2 separate regions of the Homo sapiens genome follow, and region 2 is linked to region 1. Evidence: chromatin loops called from intact Hi-C (ENCODE). Cell type or tissue: gastrocnemius medialis. All regions are shown on one strand. Links, peaks and the distances in the headings refer to the core of each region. The heading gives the core; the rest is flanking DNA. Region 1 has its middle 12 kb from the start of CDH23. Region 2 overlaps CDH23 (cadherin related 23).

Region 1 (10,162 bases), core at 816-8,815:
GGCCCTCTGCCTCTCTCTGGGGCAGCTGGCACCTTGTCAGCCACCACCCCTCAGTGGGCAATTCCACTCTGCACAGCCCAGCACATCCTGGCTGTGAGAAGATCAATACCATAACCACAGGCTGGACTCGTCCCACAGAAGTGGTCTCTGGTTCTCCAAGCACATGCCTGTTGCCGCCTCTGCATTCACGAGAAAGGGCAAGCTTCCACAAATATGAGGGCAAGTGGAGAAGGCCCGAGACCCAGCCAGCCGATCGCGACAAAGGCGCATTAGAGCTGGAAGACACTGTTCAAGACCCTGCAGTCCAAACCCCACAGTGTGCTCACACATAGAGGACCTGAGTGAGGCCCAGAGGGGGACAGGTTCTATGCAAAGGCACACAGCAAAAATAATAATAACTATAACAACTATAATAAGGGTAAGATTTATTTAAAGCTCATCTTGTGCTAGCTGCTGTTCCAAGTCTTTGTACGGCTGGTCTCATTCAATCCTCACGTGAGGAAGACACTACAGTTATCCAAACTGACAGGTGAGAAAACTGAGGCAGCACAGAACTGTTAAAGCAGTGTGCCCAAAGTCACAGAGCTAATGAGAGGCAAAGTCCGGATCCAATGAAATCCAAAGAGCCTGACTCTGAGCCCTTTCTCCTGTGGGCAAGGACAGTGGTTCTCACCCTGGCTACACTTCAGAAACTCCTGGAAGATGAGGGGGGCACAAAAATAGAATCAGTGATTCCAATTTTTTTGGTCTTAACATCTGAACATGGCATTCTGAAAGCTCCTCAGATGATTCTAATGTGCAGAAAAAAAAAAAACATTGGTAGGGGGAGGGTTGTGGATTTTAACCCCAAAAGTTATGGATGTGAGTTCTTGCTCTGCCACTACTGACTTAGTGACTTTGAGCCTAGGGCTCAACCTCTGTGGGTCTCAGTTTCCTCAGCTGTATAATGGGGTTTGTGATAACATGGCTCTGGAGTTGGACTGTTGGGATTTGCTTTGAACCCTGGCTCTGCCTCCTGGGCAGATTACCTAACTTTTGTTTCCCTCAGTTTGCTCATCTGTAAAATGGCGACAATACTAGCAGAGCTGTCGTGAGGACTGAGTGACGTGGCAACTATGAAGTGGCACCCGGCATAGTAGGTGCTCATGAAAATGGGAGACTTGGGATTGAGGAACCCTGCCTCTCATGTCCCACAGGGCTGTGGCCAAGATCAAACGAGGCCACGTATAACAGAATGACTGCGTGCACAGCAGGACACAGTGAGAGGCTGTCAATCAGAAGAGACTGGGTCTCCTGGCTGCCTGTCTCTGACTTTCTCTTTCTTTGCATATGGGAGACATGAACACATTATCACCATGAACATTACAGACCACGTAGACAAACCACTGTTCTCAATTTGGTGTATTTCCTTCCAAGGAATGTTCTATGTGCATATGGAAATGTATAGTTTTTGGCTAGGGGCAGGGGTAGGAGAGAAAGATATCTATCATGACACACTTCTGTACTTTTGAATTTTGAACCATATGAATGGCTCAAATATAAAAATAAATACAAAAGGGTATGCTTTAGGCAGAAGGAAAGTGGTCCCAGATGGAAGCTTGGATATTCAGAAAGGAAACAAGAGCAATAGAAAGGGAAATACGGGTAAATACAAATGAATCTTGGCTGTATAAAACAATAAAACTAATGTGTAAAATATATAGGGAGAATTAAAATACGCAATCCAATGGCACATAAGCAGGAAGGGGGTAAATGGAGTTAGAATGCTCTGAGGTCCTCGCCTTGTCCAATAAGCGAGTAGAAATGGGAGTGTCTGGTAAACATGAATAAATCAAGGATGTCTGCTCCATCTCCAGGCTAACCCTAGAAGAGTGGTAATTGGACGTATCACTAACCAGCCAGTTGAGGGAAAATGGAATAATGAAGTGTGTGTGTGTTTGTTTTTAAAATTTTAAGAATTTTTTGTTTTGACAAATACAGCCATACTGCACATACTGTCTATAACTTTTTTTTTTCTCTTAAGATATGTCCTGTAGCTCTTTCCACAATGGTCCCCAGAGGGTCTGCCTCCTTTTTGTCTGCCAGTGTGTATCCCATGGAATGATGGCAACAATCGAGCATTAAACCGAGTGTTGAGCTCTTCCAAACACAGGGCTCTATGTGACAGCGCAGGTCACACATCCACGGAGCCCGCCCTGACTGTAGATGATGGTGCAGGGAGAAGGCAATTCCCATTCTCCTTGTAATGCCCCCAGAAAAGTGTCTTTTTTTTTTTTATGTCCAGAGATCACTTTCTTCTTTTATTGGGAAGCAGACCCAGAGTTAGAGTCTCCACAACCTATAGTCAGGGACAGTAAGCAAAATCTGTTCTCTTTTGTTCTGAACCCCCACACCCCACCCCGACCCATCAGTCCCACACAAGAAAACCTAATGTCCACCAAAAAGAGGGGCAGATTTTGATCATCTGGCCCAGTCCTCCATCCCTGGGCCCTACTGCTGTCAAACTACCCCACAAAAGAACTTGCTGTCATTCTGGTGACAGTCTTCAGAGGACAGGATGCCCATTCGGTGTGGTCTACAAGTCACTTTCTGCCAGATGCAAGCTTTCTTCAGGTGACCTCTTTGAATCGCATGGTGAGAAAGTTATTCCCCTGTCAGTTCTGTCCTAGCGTATACAAACAAGCAAAGGAGAAAGTCTCAATTTGTGCTATTATGTCTTTTAACACTTGATAATCCCTCTTCCTTGAACCAGAAGGAATCAGGCCTTCCGCTCTGCCTCTGGCAGGCAATTATGGCTGTATTTAATAATACTGTTTTGCTATCATTGTATTTATTTCAATAGTTATCTTGTATTTATTGCAAGTAGCATTGTTTTTATTTTTTAAAAAAATCTGGGAGGCCGAGACGGGCTGATCACGAGGTCAGGAGATCGAGACCATCCTGGCTAACACGGTGAAACCCCATCTCTACTAAAAATACAAAAAAAAAAATTAGCCAGGTGTGGTGGCAGGCGCCTGTAGTCCCAGCTACTCAGGAGGCAGAGGTGGGAGAATGGTGTGAACCCAGGAGGCAGAGCTTGCAGTGAGCCAAGATCTCACCAATGCACTCCAGCCTGGGCGACAGAGCGAGACTTTGTCTAAAAAACAAACAAACTAAATTATATGATGGTGATAAAAAGTCTTTTAAAATAAATGTATGAGTTTAAAAGTGAGGGATTAAAATTTAAATTGGGTCACTAACAGTATAGTTGTCACATGAATAGGCCAAAATTGGTAAATATGGTAAGCAAATGATTGAAACTGGGAGGTCTTGGCCTGAAAAATTAAGTCAAACCATCTCTGTATTACTCACATTCAAAAGCCTTCCAAACCCTACAACACCATTCCTGCAAATCAGACCACCATACCTTTCCAGGTACAACCCAACCTCTCTTCTCTAGAAAACCTCTATCTCAGCTGACAAAATACACAGATACATAGAGGGGTGTTTAGTGCAGTGCTCTTTATAATAGGGGTCAAAAAGGGGAAGAAATCTACTTGTCCCTCAAACTGGTTAAACATACCATGCTTTGATCTATCTGTTCTATGGACCATTCTGCTCCTTGACCTCCCTTTCTCCTGGCCTGGGATTATACTGTTGTCTCCCCCACCATTGCCCTCTGCCCACTCCTCCTCTCTGCTGAAATCCGTTCTTCAAATCCCATCAGCTCCCAGAAGCCTTTTCTGCCCACTTCCCAGACCCCCCAGGTCCTTGTCTTCCTCTGGCCCTCAGAACCCTCACTGTCTGGATGACTCTCGCATCTGGGTATAGCATGGAATCTTGAATGATCTTTCCACAGTATGTCTGTCTTGTTTCCAATTAGATCATGAGCTCCCAGAAGGCAGGGACCAAAATGTGTCTGAAAATACATTGGACAGGGCTCAGAAAGTCAGGATTCAGCCCTGACTCTCCCACCATTTGCCTGCATGACCTTGAACAAGGCATCCCCTCCTCTGCCCCAAGCCTTGGTGTCCTCATCTAAACATGAAATGTGAGTTCAAGTTCCCAGGGCCCCGCTTGCTCTGAGCATGTAGGATCATTTCATACTGTTCTGTATCTTCCCATAGAATGATAAAAACTAAGATTTTTACATCTTAAGAGGGTTGCATCCACGATCTCATTTAACCCTCACAACAACTCTATGACAGTAGTGCTATTGTTATCCCCATTTTCACTGATGAGAAAATTGAGGCACAGGGAGGCTGCATCCGTAAAATTAACCTAGGTTACACTGTGGTATAAACAAACCCTGAAGCCTCAGTGGCAATAAAAGTTTACTTCTTGCTCATATATAACACGATGCTGGTGGGGTGGCTTTCCTCTGAGAGTGGCTTGGGGGATCTAGGGTGCTTCTATCTTAGTGCTTTACCATGGAAACACAAGGCCCTTTGGCCACACACAGGTCACTGTGGCAGGGCAAGAAAGGGTAGAGGAATCCACAGTCTCTTACCTGCCTTGGCCTAGAGTGACACATGCCCACGTCACTCCTGTTCCCCCATTTCCCTGGCCAGAGCTAGTGAGTCACATGGCTCTAACCTAGCTTCCAGGAGCCTGTGCTATGTAGTGTTGAGCACTAAGAATCTGCAACACGGGAGCCGCTCGACCGAGGCCACACAGGAAGGCGCAGAGGCAAGGTTTTGCACACAGACGGTGAGAACTGGGGCCTTCCACTTAACTGCTCTTCTATATTGTCTTCCAGGCAGTACCAGGTCTGTAGGGCATGGATAACAGAGCTTGGCGGTGACTGGTAAGGCATGGTGTGATGGATTGCCATTGTGAGGTGGGAAAGACTAAGAAGAGATAGCTGCCAGGCAGATGTGACATCAGGACAGGCAGCCACTGTCCATGGGAATAATCCTGACAGTTCCCGTCTGCTGAGTGCCTGCAATGGGCCAGGCATTTTTTTTTTTTCTTTTTGAGATGGAGTTTCACTCTTATTGCCCAGGCTGGAGTGCAATGGTGCGATCTTGGCTCACTGCAACCTCCACCTCTCAGGTTCAAGCGATTCTCCTGCCTCAGCCTCCCGAGTAGCTGGGATTACAAGCATGTGCCACTACACCTAGCTAATTTTTGTATTTTTAGTGGAGACGGGTTTCTCCATGTTGGCCAGGCTGATCTCGAACTCCCGACCTCAGGTGATCCACCCACCTCGGCCTCCCAAAGTGCTGGGATTACAGGCGTAAGCCACCGCACCCGGCCCTAATTTTTGTATTTTTAGTAGAGACAGAGTTTCACCGTGTTGGCCAGGCTGGTCTCGAACTCCTGACCTCGTGATCCGCCCACCTCAGCCTCCCAAAGTGCTGGGATTACAGGTGTGAGCCACCATGCCCAGCCTGGGCCAGGCATTTTATAAATGTTCCATCTGATCCTCCCAGTACCCTGGAAATAAAACCCACTTCTGCTCTACAGATGAAGAAAGTAGGCATCCAAGAGGCTCAGTAAACTGGCCAAGGTCAAGCAGCTGGATGACCTCAAGTCCTTCTGAGGTTTCTCACCCAGGGCCCTGCAGAGGGCATGACCAGGGAGGAAGGAGTTGAGGTGTGAGTTCCCATCTGGGCCCTGTCAGCCATCTGCTGCCACAGCCACAGCCAGGCATAGGCGGCCAGGGTGAGAGGGGAGCTGTTGTCTAGGGGCATCCTGAAAACGCTGGTGAGAGACCCACTGCCCTGGTCCCACCCCGCCCAGCCACAGGAAAATCCCCTGCAGGCTCCCATTCCCTGGGGGAGTACAGAACTGCAGTGTGGGGCGCCACCTGCAGGCCGAGTGCTGCACGACACCTCTCACCCCTCCCAGCTCTGGGTCACCTCCCCAAGCCCTACTTTGAAGGGAAGGCTAAAGGGCAACTCCTAGAAAAAAGCAGCAGGTTGGTGGTCTCCAGCAAGGCCTGTTCTTTACCATCTGCTCCTCCCCGCTGCTCCCCTATCCTCAGCCATCCAGGGATTCTCCCTAGCCTTGTTTCTATCACAAATATTAATGGATGGCTGGGTGCAGTGGCTCATGCCTGTAGTTCCAGCACTTTGGGAGGCCGAGGCAGGAGGATCACCTGACCCAGGAGGTCAAGGCTGTAGTAAGCCATGTTTGTGTCGCTGCACTTCAGTCTGGGCAACAGAGTGAGATCCTGTCTCTAAAACAAAAATGAAAAACAAATGAAAAAACAAATACGACTTGAAGATTTCCTACGGGCCAGGTACTTTTATGGGCTCATTTTGGAACTGGAAGTCTGGACTGTTGGTTTCAGTCTCTGCCCAGCCACTAGCTGGCTGTGTGACTCTGGGAAAATCACTGCCCATTTCTGGGCCTTGGCTGCCTTCCTTATTATAAAATGCAGGTAACAACTAGAGGCAACATTGTGGGGCCTGGAGTCAGGTAGGCTTGAATTTGAATCCCACCTGTGCCACTTCCTTGCTGTGTCACCCTTTGGGCAACTTAATTAACTTTTGTGTGCCCCATTTAATTCATCTGTAAAATGGGTTGATGGTGCCTATCCAAAGAGTCTTTTTTTTTTTTTTTTTTTTGAGACAGCATCTCACTCTGTCGCCTAGACTGGAGTCCAGTGGCATGATCTCAGCTCACTGCAACCTCTGCCTCACAGGCTCAAATGATTCTCTTGCCTCAGCCTCCCCAGTACCTGGGATTACAGGCGTGCGCCACTACTGCCTGGCTAATTTTTGTATTTTTAGTAGAGACAGGGTTTCACCACTTTGGCCAGGCTGCTCTTGAACTCCTGACCTCAAATGATTCACTCACCTCAGCCTCCCAAAATGTTGGGATTACAGGTGTGAGCCACTGCACCCGGCCCCAAAGAGTCTTATTATCAGATTAAATTATTGCTTACATATGATACAGTATAGGTAATAACGCACGTGAAGTACCCAGCTCAGAGTCTTGCTCCCTTTCCTTAACTCCCTCACATTTTGAAACTTACGGTTCACTTCCCAAGTCCTTCCTACGCTTCTCCCTAGGAAGGGCGGAGATCAGCCTCCTGATGCTGCCACTCTGATGCCAGACCCTGCCTATTCAGGGAATGCCAGGAGCCCTGGTTCCTGGAACAGGACTCCTAACCCAGGCCCAGTCAGTGTATAGAGAGGGCCCTCTATCACCTCCTAGAGTCACCCCCAACTTTATGGTGAGGACTTAACTTCTTTGCTGATTCATTGCTGTTATGATGAATGAGATCCCTCTGCTAGAGTTGCACAGTTACAACCACAGCAGCTGTTCATGGCTGCCCTGATGTTGAAATTCTCAGTAACTAAAAACAGGCGCACTGGGATACAGCCCCATACCAGGTAGGGTGAGAGGAAGGGCTAGCAGGCAGAATCCTTGTAGCTTTAGAAGGTCTCAAGAAGACCTGTAACTCCAGCTGAGACAGAGGCCTAGCTCCTCTGGAGGGCAAAGCTTAGACACGTCTCCTGATGCATCCAAATTGGGATGGGGTGGCTCTAGCTCTTAACGTTTGCAGGCCTTGTGTTTATTCTCTCTGAGCCTCAGTTTCCTCGTCTGTAATATGTGGGGATAATCCCTGGCCTGTTTACTTTCTCTGGTTGTGAGATAAAGAAAAATCTGAAAGTCTTCTATAAACTCTCCAGTCCTGTTGAGATGTAGTTCCACCCATAGCACACTGAATTCCTTTACTTATTTTTTTGAGCACACAGCTGGGCAAGGGGGTAGTTGGCTGGGGTTGTAATGGTGAGTACAATAGGCATCTTTCTTCCCCTCAAACATCTTGAGGGACAAAGGAGAAAAGAATTATCTAGCACCTTCCCAAGGAGCACTACAGCCTCCTTCTCCTTCCCTGCCTCCATTTCCTTCCAGGAAGGACTTCCTAGGTGACTCACATTGTGCCCAGCACATCACACACATATGTCACATCATTTGATCTTTCAGCCAACTGAGGCAGTGCCATCACCCCCATTTTAGAGATCAGAAAACTGAGGCTCAGGAAATGTAACTTTAAGCGGAGGAAGCTGGATTCAAATCCAGATTTTTCTGGGCTCTCCAATGAGAGTTAACCTCTGCACCATACAGGAAACAGATAATAAACAATTACTGAGGGCTTGTTAGGTGTCAAAGGACAGTGCCAGACACTTTCTGGACTTTATTTTACTGAAACCCTACACCGACCATGCCAGTTAGGTATATTAACCCAGTTTTACAGATGAGGAAACTGAGTCTCCAAGAGAATAAGGGAAGCCTCTCATTGCCATGCTGGTTGACGTCTTGGGAGTTGGACAGATTACAGTAATCAGCTAATGGCTGAGCAGTGCTCTGAAGATGAAAAGCCCTTATTGAAAGTGCTAAGCATGATGATTAAGTTGGAAGGTGGAATTAGCTGCACAGTGGGAGCAGGCTGCAGCCAACAGGAGAGGATTAGCGACTACTTGCCTGATTCTGTGGAAGGCAGGTTAGGAGCGAAAAAAACTGAGAAAGGTTTTCAGCTCCATGGTGGTGCTCACATCCAAGAGGATGAGACAGTCTGTGGACCTGCAAGGCAGTGATCACACCCCAGTGTTGAAGGGATCAGACAGCATCCATGGAAAGCAAAGTGGGCTCCCAGCTCCCTTTGCCTTTTCTCCATCCATCCATCCTTCCATCCATTCATCCACCCATCCATCCATCCATCCAACAATTACTCACCAAGGACCTAGTAGGCCTCACGCAAGCTCTCATGAGGCTCCCAACCCAGTGGAGGGAGATACACATTTAACAATAATCACATACCAAAGAATTATTGTTCATTTTTTAGATTTAATAACAGGAGCTTTGCTCTTTTGATTTTATTTTTTAAGACTTAACTTTTTTAGAGTAGTTTTAAGTTCACAGGAAAATTGAGAAGATGGTACAGAGACTGCCCCCACGTTGTGCACAGCCTGCCACAGTATCAACATCCCCCAGCAGAGCAGAGCATTTGATACAGTAGTGAGCCTGCACTGACACACCATCATCACCCCAAGTCCATAGCTCACATTAGGGTTCACTCTTGGTGTTGTACATTCTGTGGGTTTGGATAAATGTATAATGACATGTATTTGTGGTTATGTTTTATACAAGAGCCCTTATTTTTAGCAATACCTACCAAAACATTTACAAATGTGTTGCCTCAAATTAATACTAGGAGGCAGGAGTGAGTAGGGGTAGAGATAAAACAAGATTGACCTCGAGTTGATCATTGTTGAAGCTGGGTGATAGGTATATGGAGTCTGTGATACTGTTCTGTTTTGGGTTTTTCTGGTAAATGTTGGAAACTTTTCATAATAAAGTTTTGTTTAAAAAAACAAATATTGATAAATAATTAGCACTTATAATAAGTGCCACAAAGGAAGAATGAATGGCGTGATGAGAGATTATTGTAGAGGGACCCACTTTAGACTTGGGGGTGGGAGTAGGGGGTCGGTTTGGGACAGGGTGAAGCATTGGGGCATCCTTAAGCCTCGTGATTGCCAAAGTAACCCTTTCTGTCTCCTTCCTCCCAGAAGGGCAGGCTGGCAGTGTCCTGGGGAGAGACCCCTACCTTTTGAGCATCACTAGCAACCTACTGGGAGACCAGGATCCTGGAGAAGTCAAGATCAGCCCCAAAGTCCCTCATCAATTGTGATGGAGGGAACAGAGGGAAGTCCCAATTGCAACCTGCACCCATCGCTGTGCATGCCCATGTTGTGTGTGTACATTATTTACCTACTATGAGCACGGCCTCATTAGAACAACCTCAGGGGAGGGGAGCAGGACTCCCCACTTTACAGATGAGAAAAATAAGGCTCTGAGAGGTAAAAAAGGACTCGCTCAAAGTCAGCAGCAGAGCCAAATACCAAGGTTTATCATCTTGTTAGTGTCTCCCCAACCGCCCCCCGACCTGTTAACACAGCCATCATTCCTACATCGCAGGGAGAAAAATTGTTAACAAGACGGCTGGAACCTCAAGCCACAGGAGCTGTGGGCCCAGAGAAGGCAGGGCCATTCCTCTTAAGTGTAAAAGCCGTGGGGTGAGGGCATGCGGGAAGGGAGTGAGAGCTATAGTTTGCTGGAAATCTGAAGAACCAAATGACCTTGGGCCTCCAAACATGAGACAAAACAGAGTTCAGGGGTAAGCGCTCCTCCCCATCCCTTCTAGTGTCCCTCGGATGCAGAT
Region 2 (8,000 bases), core at 1-8,000, 310 kb before region 1:
CCATCTGCCCCTGTCCATGGGTCCTGGGGAGGCCGGGGAGAGAGAGGCTGATGGAGGGCTGAATGCTGTGGCACCCTAGGCAGGCTTCTCCTTCAGAGAGGTGGGGGCAGCCCCCACTCCCACCAGGGACTGCTCGGCCCTCCTCTCCCTTCCCAGCCTCGCAGCACCAAAGGGTAGAGGAGGGGAGGTCCCTGCCTTCCAGGTCTGAGGTGTCCTTATCTTGCTGTGGGCACATTGCCTCAGTTTCCCTAGCCTCCATAAAGGGAAGCCCAACACCCCCATTTTGCAAACAGGAGATAGGGCTCTTAGGTACTCCAGGCATAATTTAAAACAGGCCAAGTCGTTTCACAGATGGACATAGAAGACCAGCATTCCTTGTGTTTCTACAATGCTTCTCTCAACAGTTTGAAAAGGGAGAATTTTTTTTTCTTTGAGACGAAGTCTTGCTCCATCACCCAGGCTGGAGTGCAGTGGTGCAATCTCGGCTCACTGTAATCTCCACTTCTGGGGTTCAAGTGATCCTCCCACCTCAGCCTCCCGAGTAGCTGGGATTACAGGCAAAAGCCATCACGCCTGGCTAATTTTTGTATTTTTAATAGAGACAAGGTTTTACCATGTTGGCCAGGTTGGTCTCAAACTCTTGACCTCAAGTGATCCTCCCGCCTCGGCCTCCCAAAGTGCTAGGATTACAGGTGTGAGCGACCGCACCCAGCCTGGGGGAGAGATGATTTTCTCCCTATTTTATTTTTCTGGATGGGGAAACTGAGGAAGAGAGCAGCTAAATCACTTGTTCCAGGCCAGGCCTGTTGCTGAACAGGCTGAGATACATTTCACATGGTGGGTGGTTTCTCCTCTTCCATTCCCTCTTCCTGCCCCTACCATGCCAGAGAGTGCCAGGGTAGCTGCTTCCAAGTGATCCTGGTCAGGGCATGGGCAATGGTTTTGGGTCTCTTGACCCACTCTCTGGTCACAGGGCAGGTTGGGAGTACAGGAGAGGGTGGAGGGCTGTGACCTCTCCTGCAGGCTCCCTGCTGGGCGATTTTGTAGAATCTCACCACTTTCCCCTCATTTATTTCCCATTTCACGCCCGTCATTTTTCTCCTAGCCTGATGGGGAATAATTCTCTCCTTCTCCCCTCTCCTTTATTTTGCTGGAGGGCTTTGAAAGGCTCTAAATCAATGCCCATCAGCCAGGTCCTTGAAGGCAGCTGCAGGAGCCAGGAAGAAGAGTGGGACCAAAATCTCCCTTGCAGACAGAGAGACGGCCACTCCGCCAGCGCACACCAGTGCAGGTGGACATCCTCAGTGCCTGCATGCCAGGCCATACCCAGTGCATGCAGATGCACACACTGCACCAATTCCAAATGCACCCAAATGAAGCCACATGTGGGAAGACACTTGTCTGCATGCAAGCTCTGAAAATCACTGGGGTTGCCTTGTGCCTCCGACTCCAGGTGCTGTGGCCCATGCCATGTCTAGAGAGGGCTCTTGAGAGAGTCTTGGGCCATACGCCCTAGTCTACCTCCGACAAGGAAGACCCAGCCACCTCCTGGCTGAGCTAGGGGGTAGGGGAAAGGAAAGGTAAGATATTCACCAGCTGTATCAGTCCTCAACAACACATATTTTGAAATATTTTGAACACCTACAATGTGCCTGGAACTGTGCTAGGCAGTATGGTTTGACAGTGAACAAGACAAGTGCGATTCCAGCAAAGGAAGCAGATGATGGTAATGATAGTGATGATGGTGACAGCTACCATTTACCGACCACTCCCCATGTGCCAGTGCTTCCTATGTCTTGGCTCAGTAAGCGCTGATCACAGTTCTATCGGGTGGGGACTCTTACTAGCCCTATTTTTTAGATGAGAAGAACTGGAGCACAGAGAGGTTAAGCAACTTGCCCAAGGTCACACAGCTGGTAAGTGGTGTAGCTAGAGTGAGAACTTGGGCATTTTGGTACCAGAGGCTGCCTGCTTAATCACTAAACCACGTGCCTCTTAATAAGCAAATAGCCTACAAAACAAATAAGCACAGATTGTGGGTCCAGCTCTGCAGGAAACAGAATTTGGAGAGGGGTCAGAGCTACTTTAGACAGTAGTCAGGCAGGGCCTCTCTAAGACAGCTGACGTTTTAAGCTGGGACAGATGAAACAGAATGAGCTACCTATGAAAAGAGCAGGGGTCAGGGAGGAAAGGGCTCGTGCAAAGGCTCTGAGCTGGGGGAGAGTTGAGTGGGTGCAGGGAAACGAAAGGCCTGTGTGTTGGGGATGGGTGGTGGTTGTGGGCGTGGGTGTGTGCGGTGGGTGTGGGAAGGGTGGGGTGGGAGATGAGTCAGGTGGTGGGCCAGCCCCTGTTCAAATATCACCTCCTCCTTCTGTCACCTGAAACTCTGTTAGCTATTCCCTCTGTAGCCACCTCACCTCACACTTTGGCCACAGACCCTACCTCAACCTGGGGCACTGTGAGGCCCTAGAAGTCTCCAGGGGGTCCTCTCCAAGGTAATGAGACATACCCATGTATATACATATGTATGCATATATACATTTTATGGCTATAAAATTGGAAATAATTTTTATAACTTCCTTTTCAAAATATTTGGCTATGACAAACTTGACTAACATATAAGCTTCTTGATTTCTGATTTCCTGGCAATCATCATACGTAACTGGGAATTCCAGAAAATTCTGGAAAATTTTCAAGAATTCTAGAAAAATCTAACCTCCAATTTGTCCTCGAATGTAATGAAATTTTCACAAACACTAAATTTCATAGTTACTAAAGCTGCCATCTTTCATCTGATAGATGTTTCATATAACAAGTTTTAATTTTGATTTTGCCCTTTTATCTTTGAACTTTCAGGTCATCACATTTATTTTTCAGGTCTCAAATACTACCCTGGGGCACCAAAAATCTCCAGCCTGTGCCCACCTGACGCCAGCGGTGGAACAGCCACACCCGCTCTGTACTACAGATAGGGATGATGCGGCTGACTCCTCAGGGGTGACAATGGGGCAGACCCTGCGGGTTTTGTAGGTCTGGCAAGGGCTCTGGCTTTTGCACAGGGTGAGATGGGAACCACTGGGGTTTGAATAGAAGAGTGACATGACACTCCCCAAAGGCAGGCAGGGCGGGAGCTTCCTTTTTTTTTTTGAGACAGGGTCTCACTCTGTCACTCAGGCTGGAGTGCAGTGGTGTGATCTTGGCTCACTGCAGCTTCTATCATCCAGGCTCAAAAATCATCTTGCCTTAGCCTCCTGAGTATCTGGGACCACAGGTGTGCACCACCACACCTGGCTACTTAAAAAAAATTTTATAAAGGGGGTGGGGATCTTACTATGTTGCCCATACTGGTCTCAAACTCCTGGGCTCAAGCGATCTGCCTGCCTTGGCCTCCCAAAGTGCTGAGATTACAGGCGTGAGCCACTGCACCTGGCCTGGTGTTGCTTCCTGTACCCTCAGCCTGACAAGCGTGGGGCCTGGCATGCAGTAGGCATTCCCTGATAGCTCGTGGATTTCCTGGAAAGTGAGGAGGCACTGGGCAGCAGGTCCTTGGTCCATTGTCCATGCCTGCTCATGGCTCAGAAGGACATGTGGAGGGCAGGAGACCTGGTGAAGGGCGGGGGGACCAAAGCTTGCAGATGCCCAAGACTGTGTGCAGTCCTCACCTGGCACACCCACGCCTTGTCTGCCGGGTGTACTATTTGATAACGGCAATCCAGGCTGGTGTCCTGTGCAGCCCCCTTTTCCCAGAGCAACCTTCCTCACCTGCCCCTCAATCCCCTTTGGGAGGAATTTCCCAAAAACCTAAGGGAAAGGTGAGGGTTGACCAGAAGGTGTTCAGAGGTGAGATCCAGCCCCAGCTCTTGGAATCCCTGGCTGGGGTGGGGAGGAGGTTACCCTGGGCCAGTGCAGTGCCCACAAGGCGGCAGCAGAGAGCACCCACCAAAGAGCCTAGAGAGCTGTGTCAAAGGGCGAGGGTCCTGGTTTCTAAACCTGGCCCTGGGCTGGAAGGAATTCCTCTACGGGGCTTTGAAAAAAATCGCAGATTCCAGATCCCTCACCTCTGCCCTATTCCACTGTGCCTATTCCAGTGCCAGAGCCATACTTGGCAGTGGCTCTGGATGGGAGAGGAGGTCAACCTGGAAGGAAGGACAAAGAGGGAGGGAAGGATTGGCCGTCATGCCTATCTTCCTTTCCACATTGTTCACTGACTGGCTGTCAGCTGGTGTGTGGGTGCCCCCTCCCAGAGGAATAAGGACTGGGCCAGGTGGTTTCTAATCCCTTGTCTCCAAGTCAGACAGACCAGGGTTCGAGTCCTGACCGCACCCTTTACTAGCTTTGGGACCTTGGGCAAGCCTTTAAGCTCTAAGTCTGTCTCCTCCACAGTGCAGTGGCAACGGAATCCCTCTGCCTTGTGAGATTACAGTGAGGAGGAGAGAGTTCCTGAGAAGCCCTCAGGGGAGGCTCAGAGCACATCCCAGGTGTTCAGTCAATTGCCAGGATTCATGTCCCCCACAGGGCTGGGTGGGTGGCAGTGGGGATGTTCATGTGGGGACAAGCCTCCTCAAGTAAGGCCACGTGGTGTACAGGGTGGGGGAGGAGAAGGCTGAAAAATGTGGACCTCCCAGCAGAGCAGATGGTGTGGGGGTGGGACCTGGGCTTCCTCAGTTTCCCCAGGATTCTGGTCTCCGCTGGAGATGCCCTGGCTTTGACCGTGTCTCCCCTCTGCACCCTGAATTGTGCACATTCCTGCACATGAGCACACAACACACACAGGGGCCTGTGCAAACCTGGCAAACCTGTGCCAGAAAATTCCTGAGGTGAACAAAACCCCTGCTGGGCAGCCGTGGGGGCCAGCCCGTGGGGGAGGTGACCCAGATGGATGACTGCAGGGGCACAGCAGTGAAAGACAGGTGCTGGGGTGGAGCTGGGGCTTGTGCAGTGTAGGGGTGGGAGCTCTCCAGAGGGGGTGGCCAGAGTCCTGGGCTCTAAGGGCACGTGTGGCTCACAAGCGGAACCGGCCAGAGCTCCCCTGCCACTGTCCCTGGGCTGCCTGAAGCTCCCTTTGACAAAGCCTGAGGCCTACTGACACTGGAGGCCGGATGAGGGCTTTCCCTTGACCTCTGACTGCCTTTCACCATGCAGGAGAACCGCTAGAACTCTATTGCAAGAGCCAGCTCAGAGGGACACAGAGTCCACCAGCCCCATAGGGGAAGGCCCCCTGGAATCGCAGTGGGAGGGGCACAGACCCCTGGGAAGGGCCGCCTGGCAGTTCTGCTGCTCTGCCACCACCTACCGTGGTCACATCAGAGTCTGGAGGGGTCATCTCCACCAGGTTGATGTAGTAGGGTGCGTCCTTCCACGTGGGGTGGTTGTCATTGATGTCCAGGAGGGTGATGTTTACCTGTGAAGCCATAAGGGGCGCTGGGAGACACACCCAGCTGAGATGGGCCAGGGCAGGGCCTGCCAGGGGAAAAGTGCTCAGATGCCCACGGGCAATCTTCGCATTAATTCTGCCAGCTCCACCAACCTTGGGAGCCTTGGGCAGAGCCTGGGCTTTCGAGGGCAGGAAGGAGCCAGGCCGCTTCAGGAGAGAGAGTTCCAGTGTTGTCCCATCAGGAGGCAGTGGAATGGATGTGATAAGCCCTGAAATCCTTGCTGTGACCTGGGGCTTCCCCCATCCCTGCCTCCAGTCTTGGCTGAAGGTGACTGACAGGGTGGGGGATCTAATAGAATCCCTTGAGCCTCCCCGTCTCAGCTACAAGCCAAGCAATTTCCCTGCTCACCTGCCACCAGGTACATTATTTATAGGGCTCTGATTCCTATTAGTAGGAGCCTCCCTTGACAGAGTAGGGCACTGGGGATTTTTCCATCAAATCCCTGGCCACGCGATACCGTCTCCAGCCTCTCTGGCTGGGTAAGGATGGGGTGGCTGCTGCAGACTGGGTGAGGGCCACAGTTTTGAGGGTGAGCCAAAGAAACCGAATGGGGAACAAAGAGGGGAGGTGGCTGGAGTGACTGTCAGCTGGTCCTCCCGCTTCCTCTCCCACAGAGGGCTTCTCACTTCCCCTTTCACTTCTGCAGCCGAGAGCTCATTCGAGGCCCCCACGTTTCGTTCCTCTAGCTTTCTACTCTCTGGGGCACATTAGATGGGGGAGAACAAGCCCCCAGGGACCCTCCAGGGCCCTGCTTCCTGCTCTGAGCTGCTCTTCCTCGCAGGAATGCCTGCTTCTGCTTTGTTGACAGGCACCAAGGCAAGGAGGGGCCTATGGGGCTCATGCCTTCTGCCACCTGCCCTCCTGGATTTTTAGGGGCAGGAGAGAAAGTATTTCATTTTGCTCCTCCCAAGTGCCCCTACATTCCTGGTGGTGATGCCTTTCTTCCCCACAGCTGTGGTGGCCCCGGGGGCTGACCTCTGCTGCTGATGGGTTCATTTTCGCCCCCTTGCTCATTCTCACAAAGCCTCACACTGGCTCAGGACACGGGGGTCCAGAGGTACAAGCAGGGAGCAGCAGCCTGGCCGGCGAGGGGGAGCTGGGGCACGGGAGGGGAGCGCACTCACGGTGGCGATGCCAGTTTTCTGGTTGTGGCCCACACCCCCGTCCACTGCGCGAACGATGAGGATGTATTCAGACTTGGTCTCTCGGTCAAGCAGAGACGTGGTGGTGATTTCCCCTGCCAGAGAGAGAAGTGGGTGCGTGAGAGGGTTTGGGTGGGCCAGGGAGAGAGGGAGGGAAGAAGAGAGAGAGCGAGGGAAGGAGAGAGGGTGAGAACTTGCACGAGAAATGTTAGCAAGCTACCATGATCTGGCGGCCTGGATGTGTTCCTGAGCTGGTGCTCACAGTGGGAGACGGGAGAGCTCCTGTGCCTTGGGAGCTGGTTCCCCAGGGCTGGGCAACATAACCCCATGAGGAGGAAATATTTGCAGATGTGGGAAAATCTAGGCTGATTCTCGGGGTTAGGGGCTGGAGAACAGGGCAGGAGGGCCATTAGGCCTTAAGCTCAGTCACAGATCACCTCTTGTTTAGACTTTTGACATTATCTTACTGGCTTTCTCACCTGGAGCTAGTTACTTCAATCCTCTGTGCCTCAGTTTCCTCATAGGGTCCAAAGGGAACCATAATAGGAACTACCTCATAGGGCTATTGTGGGGTTAATTTAATTAAGATCATGGAAATCTTAGAACAGTGCCAGGCACTGTTTATTTATACAGTCACAGAAATACAATGACAGGAAATAAAAACACCGGGTGTTCACATGCGTCTAACTTGTGACTCATTACTGGACAGTTCAACCTATCCAACCTTATCGTGCATTGATAATTAATAGTTATAAAATAATTTCCTAATTACATTGTGAAGAGCATAATTACATTGCCTCGAGTTGTTTTAGTGTGCTAAATCTGAACAATTAAACAACATTTCTTGTTCGCCTGTATTTGGTCTTTCTTTGTATTTTGGTGTAACTGAAATGCAAACATCACCCTGATAGTGGCGTGCTGGTAAATGTTTGACAACTGGCTCCCCAAAATAAAAAAAAAAAAAGGCATTTGCCAATTTCCTTGGTGTAAATAGCCCCACCAGGGCCCATTTTAAGCTACCAACTTGGTGGTATTGAATATGGAGTTCACAATTGAGTGCCTCGCTAGCTCTTGGGAGCAGGGTGAGCCAGTCCCAGCAGACTTCAGCAATCACAGCAGCCAGGCCATTTACTATCTTGCATCAGCCATGGGAGAGCACCCACGTGGTGAAGATGTGAGATGTGGATTTGAATTCTGATTATGGCCCTTCCCAGACGCTTGGCCTTGGAGAATTTTAATTCTTTGAAGCTTCAGTTTTCTCATCTATAAAATGGAGATTAGTGTGACTTCCATGCAGAGCCGTTGTGAGGCTACAGTAATTCTAGGTGAGGCTCCCAACACTCAGAAAATGACTGTTTTCTTCCAATGGACCGTGAGCATTCTCCACGGGCAGGGCCTGTGTGCTATCCATCTTTTTATCCCC

Evidence for each region. A loop is a pair of places that touch in the nucleus more often than their neighbours do. Peaks named below come from ENCODE experiments on the same cell type or tissue, not always from the same donor. Only the 100,000 strongest peaks of a DNase experiment are listed, where the experiment ranks them.
Region 2: a loop joins it to region 1, with 4 times the contacts of the local background. A loop is called at or near these places in 91 of 110 quality-filtered maps.

What each region holds. Positions count from the first base shown.
Region 1 is chr10:71,380,026-71,390,187 of GRCh38, reverse strand. It overlaps a transcript of SLC29A3 not described here. Among named protein-coding and RNA genes, the nearest start is that of CDH23, 12 kb to the left of the region's middle. In gastrocnemius medialis, for the core only: CTCF peaks have their summits at 5,589 and 5,792 (motif pointing left); a DNase peak (open chromatin) is centred at 5,777; H3K27me3 peaks cover 293 bases.
Region 2 is chr10:71,692,819-71,700,818 of GRCh38, reverse strand. CDH23 (cadherin related 23) reads right to left here. Exons shown (of 70, transcript NM_022124.6): 21 at 6,560-6,672; 22 at 5,294-5,401. Among named protein-coding and RNA genes, the nearest start is that of C10orf105, 23 kb to the left of the region's middle. RefSeq lists enhancers at 1-123, 6,697-6,766. In gastrocnemius medialis, for the core only: a CTCF peak has its summit at 3,918 (motif pointing right); a DNase peak (open chromatin) is centred at 6,028; H3K27ac peaks cover 2,400 bases.